Linked DNA regions of Homo sapiens: region 1 is linked to region 2. A link is an interaction called in ENCODE POLR2A ChIA-PET data of the cell type or tissue named here. Cell type or tissue: MCF 10A. All regions are shown on one strand. Each heading gives the region's core, and the rest is flanking DNA. Links, peaks and the distances in the headings are about the cores only.

Region 1 (5,378 bases), core at 165-5,164, 63 kb after region 2:
TCATTTGCTCAATAAATAAGTAAATATATTCACTCAAAAAATAGAAAATAAACTTGCTCAATAAATCTGGCAGTTCTGGTTATTAGGGGAGCTGGAAAGTCCTTAGGAGGTGAAGGAAGGGCCTGAGTGAAGGTAAAGCTATCAGGCCAGGGACGGGCATTGCAGTTTTGAAAGGGGCTTGCTCTGGTGCTGGGGAATCACCTCCTCCAGCCCTTCCTTCAACATGTTGGTCTTCCACTCGCTGGTGGTATTGTAGCAAGAGTCCATTAAGAATCGTCTTAGTTCCTTCAGCAGCCAGAAAACTTGGAGGCAGCCACATTGATCAAACTGTGGTGGTAAGTTACATATGCAAGTCCATTTACTTGGGACATGGTCTTATTCTTTTCCACAATTGATTCACATACTCTGCTGATGAATTATTACATTGTATAGTTACATTCTCCTAAGATTTATGCCCCCCCAACTTTTTTTTTTTTTGAGACAGGGTCTCACTTATTGCCCAGGCTGGAGTGCAGTGGCCCGATCTCAGCTCACTGCAACCTCTGCCTCCCAGGTTCGAGTGGTGCTCCTGCCTTAGCCTCCTGAGTAGATGGGATTACAGGTGCCTGCAACCACACCCAGCTAATTTTTGTATTTTTAGTAGAGATGGGTTTTCACCATGTTAGTCAGGCTGGTCTCAAACTCTTGACCTCAAATGATCCACCTGCCTCGGACTCCCAAAGTGCTGGGATAATAGACACGAGCCACTGCGCCTGGCTGCTCCCCTGACTTTCTTAAAGGATTTGGGGATATTTTAGCAGTTCATCCCAAGGAAAAACTAACAGGACTTCTTTTTTTTTTAAAGCAGAACAAAGGCCATCTAAAAGGAGCAGAGCAGTAGATAGCAAGTCCATGTGTAATGAGCTCCGTGCTGACAAAAATGTGATTTGCCAGTGGGATAGAGATAAACATTACAACTGGGCACATAGATCAGGATTTAGTGTATGGAATTTAGTTTGCATAAAAGATAAATCAGGGTGTTAGTGCACACTTTGAAAAACGATCCTGCAGATTCAAAACTCCTATGGGTTTTTACTGTATCCTGAGTTCTTATAATGGGAGGTGGCCACAGCATGACAAGCCCAAGGAGGTCGTGCTCAACATTGGTTGATCATGACAATCTCTGGGAGGTGCCTAGGCTCTACCCTAGGCCGTGACATCAGGATCTCAGGGGGTGGAGCCAGGTGTCAGGATGCTGCCAGCTCCCCAGGTGATGACCGTGTGCATTCAGGAATGGGAACTGCAGGTGGAAAGGATTCTCTTTCATTTTCTGGCTAGGGAACAGAGGCTCAGCCGCAGGAGTTACTTTTTTGGCACTAAATAGAGCTGAGATGAGAAATCTCACCCTTGACTCACTCCACATCCAAAATATTTTATTATTATACAACCTTTCAAGTACTGTTCAGAAAACCAGGACTGCTTACTCATCATGCTGCAGGGATGACCAGGCTAAGAGCTAAAATGTGTGTACACTTAGTACATGCCAGGTATTGTGTTAAACAATTTATATTGATGATTGCATTGAAGTCTCATAGCAGCTCTAGGGGGTAGGCACCTAACCAATGAGGAAACTGAGGCCCAGAGAGGTTAAGGGACTGGCCGCAAGCCACAGAGCTAGTAAGCGATGGAGCCAGGATTCAACCCCAGAACCTGTAGATTAACTGCCCTGTTCTGCAAAGCCAACATCCCTTAGAGCAGCACTTTCTAAACTGTGATGTGCCCCTGAGTCACCTGGATCTTGTGTAAAAGCAAAGTCTGATTCAGCAGGTCTGGGTGGGACAATTCTAACAAGCTCCCAGGTGAAGGGAATGTGGCTGGTCTGGGGCCACTGTTTGAATTGCAAGTATGTAAAGCATCACTAATATTTTTGGTGGTTGCTTTTTGCTCATTTGTTTCACTTTTAAAAGAACATTTTCAGGAAATGGGTGAATACTGTGGCACGAGGATGGATTTTATTGAATGTCCCCACCTGGGTTCCACAACAGGGATCACTATGACTTCATAAAGATCAAATCCAGCCACTGCAATGGCACTGTGGTTCTCCTGGTCACATCGCTTCATCTGGATTCAGGTTTCTCCTGGTTGCTGCTACACTGTCCACTTTACAGCTCAACAAACCTGTGAGACGTTCGCAGCTTGTGTCAATTTAGAGTAGATGCCCATATTAATGAGCAAATCAGCCCTCAGCTTTGATGAGTTGCAATTCTCTAGGAATACCCAAATATGCTAGTGAAACTTGTGTCTTAGCTTGGGTGCCCCCACTAGCAGACCTGAGATAAACTTCAGATACAAGTAGTTTATCTGGGATGGGATCCAGGAAGCATGGTGAGGAGCCGGGAAGGAAGAGACAGGGAAAAACAACGCACGGAGATAACGATGCTGGGGGCAGCTGGAGTGCAGTCCTTCTGGGGTCCGTCCAAGAGAATGTGGGCTGCTCTCTAGAAGGGTCCAGAGGCTATGGCATTGAGGCATAGTTCACTCCACTCAGGCAGAGAGTGCAGGTGCTTGGGGTAGGATGCTGTAGGGGGCAGTGACTGTCTCCTGTGGCAGCCTGGAGCTGCACCTCTGAGATGGGCCAAGCACTGGGGCCATGACAACATCTGCTACTTGAGGCTGCTTGAGGAATCAAAGGCATTTTCCCAGCCTGTGGGATTGGGCACTTTTCCAGGGGGAGGCTGAGTCTCTTTCTAGAGATTGAAAACTGCCAATGGGCTCTTGGGCAGCCTGAGAAAAGAGGGGACCATTTTACTGGTCCCATTTCTCAGAAGAGGCCACGGAGGCAAGGCCTAAAGGCTGCATGTGTGTGTGTTTGGGGGACATAAAATAATTCAGTGTTGGTGTCAACCGATCCCCAACTGTGGAACAAGACGTGGGAGATGGCACCTCAGTCTTCCAAGAGTGTTTAACCAATTTGGTGAGATGTCAATCTGATGCACCCTGAAGAGAGTAAGAGTTTTCATCCACCGTAACTTACAAGATCCCACAGTAGCAGGACTGGGGCTAGGTTGAGACAAGTGAGACCCCCAGGAGCTTAGATGTAAGGAGGTGCTCATTCTCAGGGGCGTGCAAGTGTCCCATTACATGACCCTGGCACCACTGGGAAAAGTCAATTGACTCTATAATTAAAGGTTTATTTTTTGACTTTATTCTATTGACCTGCTTATCTAATCTTATACCAATACCATACTGTCTTGAATACTGCAGCTTTCTAGTAAATTTTGAAATCTGGTAGTGTCAGTCCACCAACTTTGTTCTTCATTTTCTTTAAAGTTGTTTTGACTGTTCTAGCTCCTTTGTATTACCATATGAACTTTGGAATTAGCTTGCTCATTTCTACAAGAAGCCTGCTAGGATTTTGATTAAAATTTTTTTGAATTGGCATGGTGCGGTGGCTCACGCCTATAATCCCAGCACTTTAGGAGGCCAAGGCAGGTGGATCACTTGAGGCCAGGAGTTCGAGACCAGCCTGGCCAACATAGCGAAACCCTATTTCTACTAAAAGTACAAAAATTAGTCGGGTGTGGGGGCGCACGCCTGTAATCCCAGCTACTCAGAAAACTGGGTTTGCTGTGAGCTGAGATTGCGCCACTGTACTCCAGCCTGCGTGACAGAAGGAGAGACTCTGTTTCAAAAACAAACAAACAAACAAACAAACAAACAAACACTTAAAATAAAAGAATTGTATTGCATTGAATCTACGGATCAACTTGGGGAGAATTGAAAGCTTAACATTATCTCGTCTTTCAATCCATGAACACCTATATTTTTCTATTTATTTAGGTCTTTAATTTCTACTACAATATTTTGTATATTTAAGTTGATAGGTCCTGCCCATCTTTTATTCAACTGACCATTAAGTAGTTCATATTTTTGCCACTATTGTAATTGTCCACTCCTAGCATGTCCAAATGCAATTGATTTTTCTGTATTTACTTTGCATCTTTTGAAATTGCCAGATACTCTCTTTCTAGCTTTTTTTCGGTGGATTCCTTAGTATTTTCTACTTATGCAATCATATAATCTGAGAAAAAAAGACAAATTTACTTCTTTCTTTTCTATCTGTGTGCCTTTTATTACTTTTCTTGCCTTATTGCACTAGCTAGAACTTTCAGTACAAAGTTGAATACAGTACAAAGTGAGATCACACATCTTTGCTTTGTTCCTGATCTTTGGGGTAGAGTAGTCAGTCTTCTACCATTAACTATGTTGTTAGTAATACATTTTCCGTAGATGCCTTTATCATGTAGAAGAAATTCTCTTTTATTCCTAGTTTGATGAGAGTTTTTTAAAACATCAGAAATGATTGTTGGATTTTTTGCCTCTGTTGAAATGATTACATGTTTGTTTGTTTTTTTCTTTTTCAGAATGTGAATATGTCGAATTACATTGATAGATTTTTGAATGTTAAACCAACCCTGCATTCCTTGGATAAACTCTACATTTCCTAACATAGACTCTTTTATATATTGTTGGGTTTGGTTTGCCAACATTTTGCTTAGGATTTTTTCATCAATGAAAAAATATTGATCTTCCTTTTCTCGGTAATGTCTTTGGTTTTGTTTTCAGATGTCATGCTGGCCTCATAAAGGCTGTTGGAGAGTATTTCATCCTCCTCACTGTCTTGGAAGAATATGATAGAATTGGAAATTTTTTTCCCTTAAATGTTTGGAACAATTCACCAGTGAATGGACCTGAAGTTTTTTTTTGTGATAAGGTTTATAACTGCAAACTCCATTTCTTTAATAGATAGAGGGCTATTCAGGTTATTTCTTGTAGCTTGAACTTTGATAGTTTTGATTTTTCAACAACTTTGTTATTTCATTTAAATTCTCAAATTCATTGGCATGAAGTTGTTTATTCTATTCTCTTATTATTTTTTAAATAATCTATAGAATTTCTCATTTGTCTCATGTGTCCTTCTAATTTCAGACATTTGTAATTCATGTATTCTTTTTTTTTTTTCCTGCTCAATCTGGCTACAGGTCTTTTGCTTTTTTTTTGATCTTTCAAAGATCCAGTTTTTGTTTTCATTTTTGTTGATTGATTTTTTCTGTTTTCTGTTTCATTGATTTTTGTCCCTAGCTTTATTATTTCCTTTTCTCTGCTTACTGTAGTGTTAATTTTCTCTTTTTTCCCCTTACTTTCTTAAGGTGGAGGCTGAAGTCATTGATTTAGGAACTTTCTTCCTTTCTTACACACACATTTAATGCTGTGAATTTCTCTCTATGCACTTCTTTGGCTGTATCCTACAAATTTTGATACATTGTTTTTAAATTTTAATGCAGTTCAACATACTTTCTAATTTCCATTTTGATTTCTCCTTTTAATTTCTAGGTTTT
Region 2 (5,378 bases), core at 97-5,096:
GCCCTCAGGGAATCGGCTTAGAAATCCAAGGCGCATTTGTCAGTTAAATCCAAAGGGAGAGGAGAAAGATCTTAGTCCCTGCCCTAGCGGTGCTCTGTGTGTTGTAGGAAAGGAAAGATGTGGTCATGGAGGCAACAGGGGAGCAGGGGACAGGGTGGGGTGGCGCCAAGACGGGCTGTCCTGAGATGGAGGTGAGTGAGTGGTGGGTGGGACCCCGGGAGGCCAGGCTGTCTGCAGCTGGTGGCGCAGGCCTGAACTGGGCCAGATGAGAGGAGAGCGCTGGAGACGGCTGCGGAGGGCCAGGCAGGCCCCCAGCCAGAAGTGGGGGCCTCTGCTTGGGCGGCAGCTCCCCCTCCCTTCCTCGTGGTTGGCTGCTGAAGTTCCATGGCAACCCTCCTAGCCTGCACACGATCCCCTGTGGGTGCAGCAAAAAACCTTAAGGAACTTTGGCTCAATGAGATCCTTATTCACAGCTCAGAAGTCAAAACTTGAGTTTTGAGAGGGATTGGGAGGAAGAGCTGCACTTTTAGACTCACTTGTCCTTACCTTGAATTTCTTTCCAAGGTTGGCAGGTGGAGGCCAATGGGGTGATTCTGACCCGATATGATATTGTGCGCGATCAGCCTGCCAGTCAACCACAGGCTCCCACAGCCCTGAGGTTGGAGCTTCAGAGAGAAGCAATTTTGACAAACCAGGGCTGAAGGAGTGGAATGTATTTTGGTTGGAATCCATGACTTTTTATTACCACCGATTAAACAGGAAACAAACATTTTGAGCAGGTTCCAATCCTCAGCTGAATGTGGCTGCGCCATCCATGTATGGGGACACTCGGTCTCCAGCCATTCTACCGGGACACGGGAGGGCCCTGGGAGGCACCCACCTGCCTCAGTGTTCCAGTTACTAAAAATGAGACTGGATTTTAAGGCAGTGGATCTGGCCTGGCTTTCTGTGTCCAGGGTGGGCTGGAACTGGATCTGATTAGGTGGGTCTAGGCACTGACAGCACCTGATTTGGTGTGCACCTGCTGAGGACGTGTGCAGGTGGGGAAGGAGGGGCCCACATGGAAGAGGGGTGCATGATGCATGAGCTGAAAGGCGGCATGTGGAGGCTGAAGCCCAGTGGGCTGAGGATTCTGCAGTGGGGTGGCCTGATGAAGTGGGCACTCTGAAGTGTGTCCACCTGCCGTGACCTGCTAAAGCACAGTGGACCCACTGCCTCGGTGGACACCTTGAAGCATTGCTGTTCTGAAGGCACCTTGGCCTAACCAGATGATGACAGGGCCCACCCCAGGGGCCCCTGAGGCCCTGTGGTCACCCCTAACAAGGACGCTTGGGCTGATTATTTTCATGAAGTGTCGGGATGGGCACTGCTTCTCCTGCTGGACTTGAGGTGGTTGGGAAGGGTTTCCCCTAATGTTCTGCCTGAAATGCCCCAGCCAGATGTAACACCTGCCTCCCTAACTCTCTCTTCCTACTCCCATCCCTTGCTCCTTCCACTTGTGTAACTACAGTATAGGGTGGCATAAGCAAAGTCTTCCTAGAGGATGGACACCTTTGAGATGGCAACTATATCTTCTTTATAAGCCTACACCCTTCTGTGTAGAGCTTATTCCACACATCCATCCACCCACCTCCCCACCTACCCATCCATCCATCCATCTGCACATTCATACATTCATCTGTCTGTCATCAATCCATCCATCCATCCAACAAATGTAAATTATGCACCTACCATATGCCAAGCACTGGGCTTGGTACTGAGAGTGAAAGAACATAAATGGACCCTGCTAGAACCCCAGTGCCTGGTACACAGTAGATGCTCAGATATGTTCACTGAATAAATGCATGACAAAATCCCCATCTTCATGCTATAGCTCACAAAGAATTGGAAAAAGGAGGGCTTTGGAATTTTGGGAGCAGTCACTTGTCCAGCTCACATGGACTGCCTCTGGAGGCCCCTTTTTTGGTGGAACCAACAGGAGAAAAGAGGCTGCACCTCTGAGACCATGACCAAGTTCCGTGAAACAATGAAGCCAGCAGTAAGGCATTTCCCTTGCCACCCGTCCAGCTGCCAGAGCGTGGCTGAGACTCGAGAGTTTAGAATAATGAATTTCATCCCCACTGTGCTGGTGACAGACAGAGCCGGAGATCTCAGGAAAGTACATGTGAGGCTGAGAGTGGAGGTGGGCAGATTTCCAGGGGTGAGTGAGACAAAGGAGAGGTCTGTGTGAGGGGCCGCCCCTGAGGGAAGTGAATAACATCCTTGGCAGTGATTAGCTAACCACATCAAGCTGGGAGGAAGAGGGAGTGGGGAGGCCTTCTGCCTGCGGGCAGAGTAGCTCCCATCTTCCACCTGTGGCAAGCCCAATTACATTGTCTTCAGAGCCAGGAAAAAGCTGGAATGTTTCCCTAATGAAAATGCTTTTGCTATATTCATGCATGAATACAGACATGCACATGTCCCTGGCTTTGTGTGTGTGTGTGTGTGTGTGTGTGTACACGAATGTGTGTCTGTAGAAACAGTGTGGCAGGCCGGGTGCGGTGGTGCACACCTGTAATCCCAGCACTTTGGGAGGCCAAGGTGGGCGGATCGCCTGAGATCAGGAGTTCGAGACCAGCCTGGCCAACATGGCAAAACCCCATCTCTACTAAAAATACAAAAATTAGCTGGATGTTGTGGCAGGTGCCTGTAATCCCAGCTACTCAGGAGGCTGAGGCAGGAGAATCTCTTGAACCTGGGAGGCGGAGGTTGCACTCCAGCCTGGGAGACAGAGGAAGACTCTGTCTCAAAAAAAAAAAAAAAAAAAAGAAAAAGAAGAAAAAAAAGCAATAGCATGGCAGTGCACATGCAGTGAAACATCTCTGTGTGTGAACACAGTGGCCTTGGGTGTATGTGCAGAGGTCTGAGCATGCCGTATATACCTGTGTGATAATGACTGTGCGGTGCATCTTAAGAGTCAGTGTGGGGGTATGTCTGAGAGCTTAAATGCCAGACAGACTGAGTTTAAACTCAGCTCTAGCATTTATCAGCCGTGGGGTCTTGGCGTATGATTTAACCACTCTTTGTATTCATTTTCACCTTTGCAAAGTAGGGCTGATAGTAGCCCCAGCCCCGCCTCTCCTATAATTTCAGCTGGGCCTGCCATGGATTCCATGAACATTTTGACTCACCTTACCATCTTAGCATCTAACCTCAATGTGTCCCATGTAGCTTTAACTAATGCCTCCGCCCCAGGGATTCTTGGATGCTGCAAATACTGGTGGGAACCTGCCCATCAAGCACACATGTGCAGCCTGAATGTGCAGGGGAGTGAACACCCCAGGGGAAACCTCCAGCAATGGGGGTTGGGAGCCGATGGATAAAAAATTCTCCAGGTAGATCTTTGGGTAGACAAATCTGAGAGATGTTCTCTTTTAGCACTTTAAAGATGTCATTCCATTGTTTTTCTAGCCTCCATTATTTCCAAATGAGATGTCAGTGTCATTCTAAGCCTTCTTTCCCTAAACCCCAAGTCTCTGTTTTCTTCTGATTGCTTTCAAGATGTTTCTGTCTTTCATTTTCAAAAGTTTAACTGTGGTGTGACCATGTGAATTTCTCCTTGTGTTCATCTTGCTTGGGGTTTGCAGAGCCTCTTGGATCTATACGTTTATATTTTCTGTCAGCTTTGGAAGGTTTTAACCATTATTTATTCAAATATGTTTGCTGTTCTAGCCTCATTCTTTTCTCCTTCTGGGACACCAGATACACATATGTTAGACTGTGTGATCTTGTACCACAGATCAGAGACTCTGATTTTTTTCTTCAATCCCTTTTCTCTCTTTTCTTCAGATTAGATAATTTTTAAATTAATCCATCTTCACATTTACTAACTCTTCTGTCATGTTGAATGACAAATTTTTAATTTGAAGTTTTAATTTGAAATTTAATTGAAGTTTTATGTTCTAGAATTTCTATTTGGCTCTTTTTTTACAATTTACATTTTGCTCTTGAGATTGCCTATTTGGTTTGTTATTAAGGCCATATTTTATTTTAATTCTTTTAACATCTTTATAAAGGTTGCTTTAAAGTTTTGTCTACTAAGTCCAAAATCTAGACTATCTTGTTTCAGTTTCTATTGACAGATTCTTTTTTTTTTTTTTTTTTTTTTTGCCCTATGGGTTACATTTTTATCTTTCTTTGTGGTTCCAGTGGTTTTTGGTTGAATCTCAGAGAGTGTGGAAACAATAGGGTATAGACTCTGGATTCTGTTGTCTTCCTCTGAAGAGTGTTGATCCTTGTTTTGGCAGGCAATCTTCTTGAACTTTTTGTAGGTTTGGTTTTATGCTTTGCTGGTATGAGTCTGTGCAAAGCCTAAGGTGTTTCTCAAGCCTCTCTAATTTAGTAAAACTTCACCTCTAAACACTGCAGATCCCCTGCAGATTTTTGTCAGAGCTTGATTTTGGGCTTTGTTAGGCAAGTTCTCAAATAGGTCCTACTCTAGGATGTGGTTCGTACTCTTAAGAATAACATGATCTCTCAGCTGGATACCCGGTGTGTTAATGAGATGTTAGTAAGATTTCTCTACTTTGGTGAGGGCCGGAACTGCATCTCCAGTACTGTTCAACCTCTGATAGATCTCCACTCTCAACCACATAACAGCTACTACCTGGTAGACCTCAGCTAGGCCTACTGCCTATCCCTCAACTAAGGACGCATCACTGTATGTCCTGGGGCCTCTATGTGCACTGCTTTCGTATTTCTGATGCCCAGATCTATAGGCTGTAGCTGCTTCAGTTGCCTTGAACTCTGTTTTCAACTCTGTCCCATAGCCAATGACTGACTGATGTATGACTACAAACATCCAGCTCCTTTACCTAGAGACAGAACAAACTCTGGGTTGTAATTTATGTCCCAGAGCTCCCTGAGGGTCCAGGCTGTGCTGGGATTTCACTTGGAATCACTCCTCAGCTTGGCTCTCCCTCTTTTCTCTTTTGCTGCCACTCCTCAGCTTGGCTCTCCCTCTTTTCTCTTTTGCTGCCATTGCTCCTGGTAACTCCTGACAGCACAGCTTCAATAAATCACTTGACCTTGAATCCTCAATTGAAAGCACTGGAACTTGCTTCAGAGCCTTTGCATGTCTTATTATCTCTTCCTAGAATGTTCTACCCTCCCCTTGCCCAGATCTTCCCACATCTGGCTCTGTCTTATGCAGAGCTCTGCTCAAATATCACCTCCCTAGGGAGGGCTTCCTTGACCACCTTGTCAGAGCAGCCTACTCCTGTGCCTTTCGTCCCTGGTTGCTTTTGGCACAGCACTTTGTTTATTACCTTACCACGCTTCTATGCAAAAATTATATGATTAATTGCTTTTTGTGTGTTTACTTGTTTATTTTCTCTCCA

Evidence for each region. ChIA-PET counts read pairs that join two places held together with the same protein. Peaks named below come from ENCODE experiments on the same cell type or tissue, not always from the same donor. Only the 100,000 strongest peaks of a DNase experiment are listed, where the experiment ranks them.
Region 1: POLR2A ChIA-PET joins it to region 2 with 8 read pairs; 2 of 35 experiments call an interaction of 5 or more read pairs at or near these places.

The regions. Positions count from the first base shown.
Region 1 is chr20:58,062,077-58,067,454 of GRCh38, reverse strand. No RefSeq gene overlaps it. Among named protein-coding and RNA genes, the nearest start is that of LINC01742, 61 kb to the right of the region's middle. In MCF 10A, for the core only: no CTCF peak of the experiment used is centred there; no DNase peak of the experiment used is centred there.
Region 2 is chr20:58,124,771-58,130,148 of GRCh38, reverse strand. LOC107987284 (a long non-coding RNA gene) reads right to left here and starts at 619. Exons shown (of 3, transcript XR_001754693.2): 1 at 547-619. LOC107985434 (a long non-coding RNA gene) reads left to right here. Exons shown (of 3, transcript XR_001754692.2): 3 at 1-550. In MCF 10A, for the core only: no CTCF peak of the experiment used is centred there; a DNase peak (open chromatin) is centred at 2,268.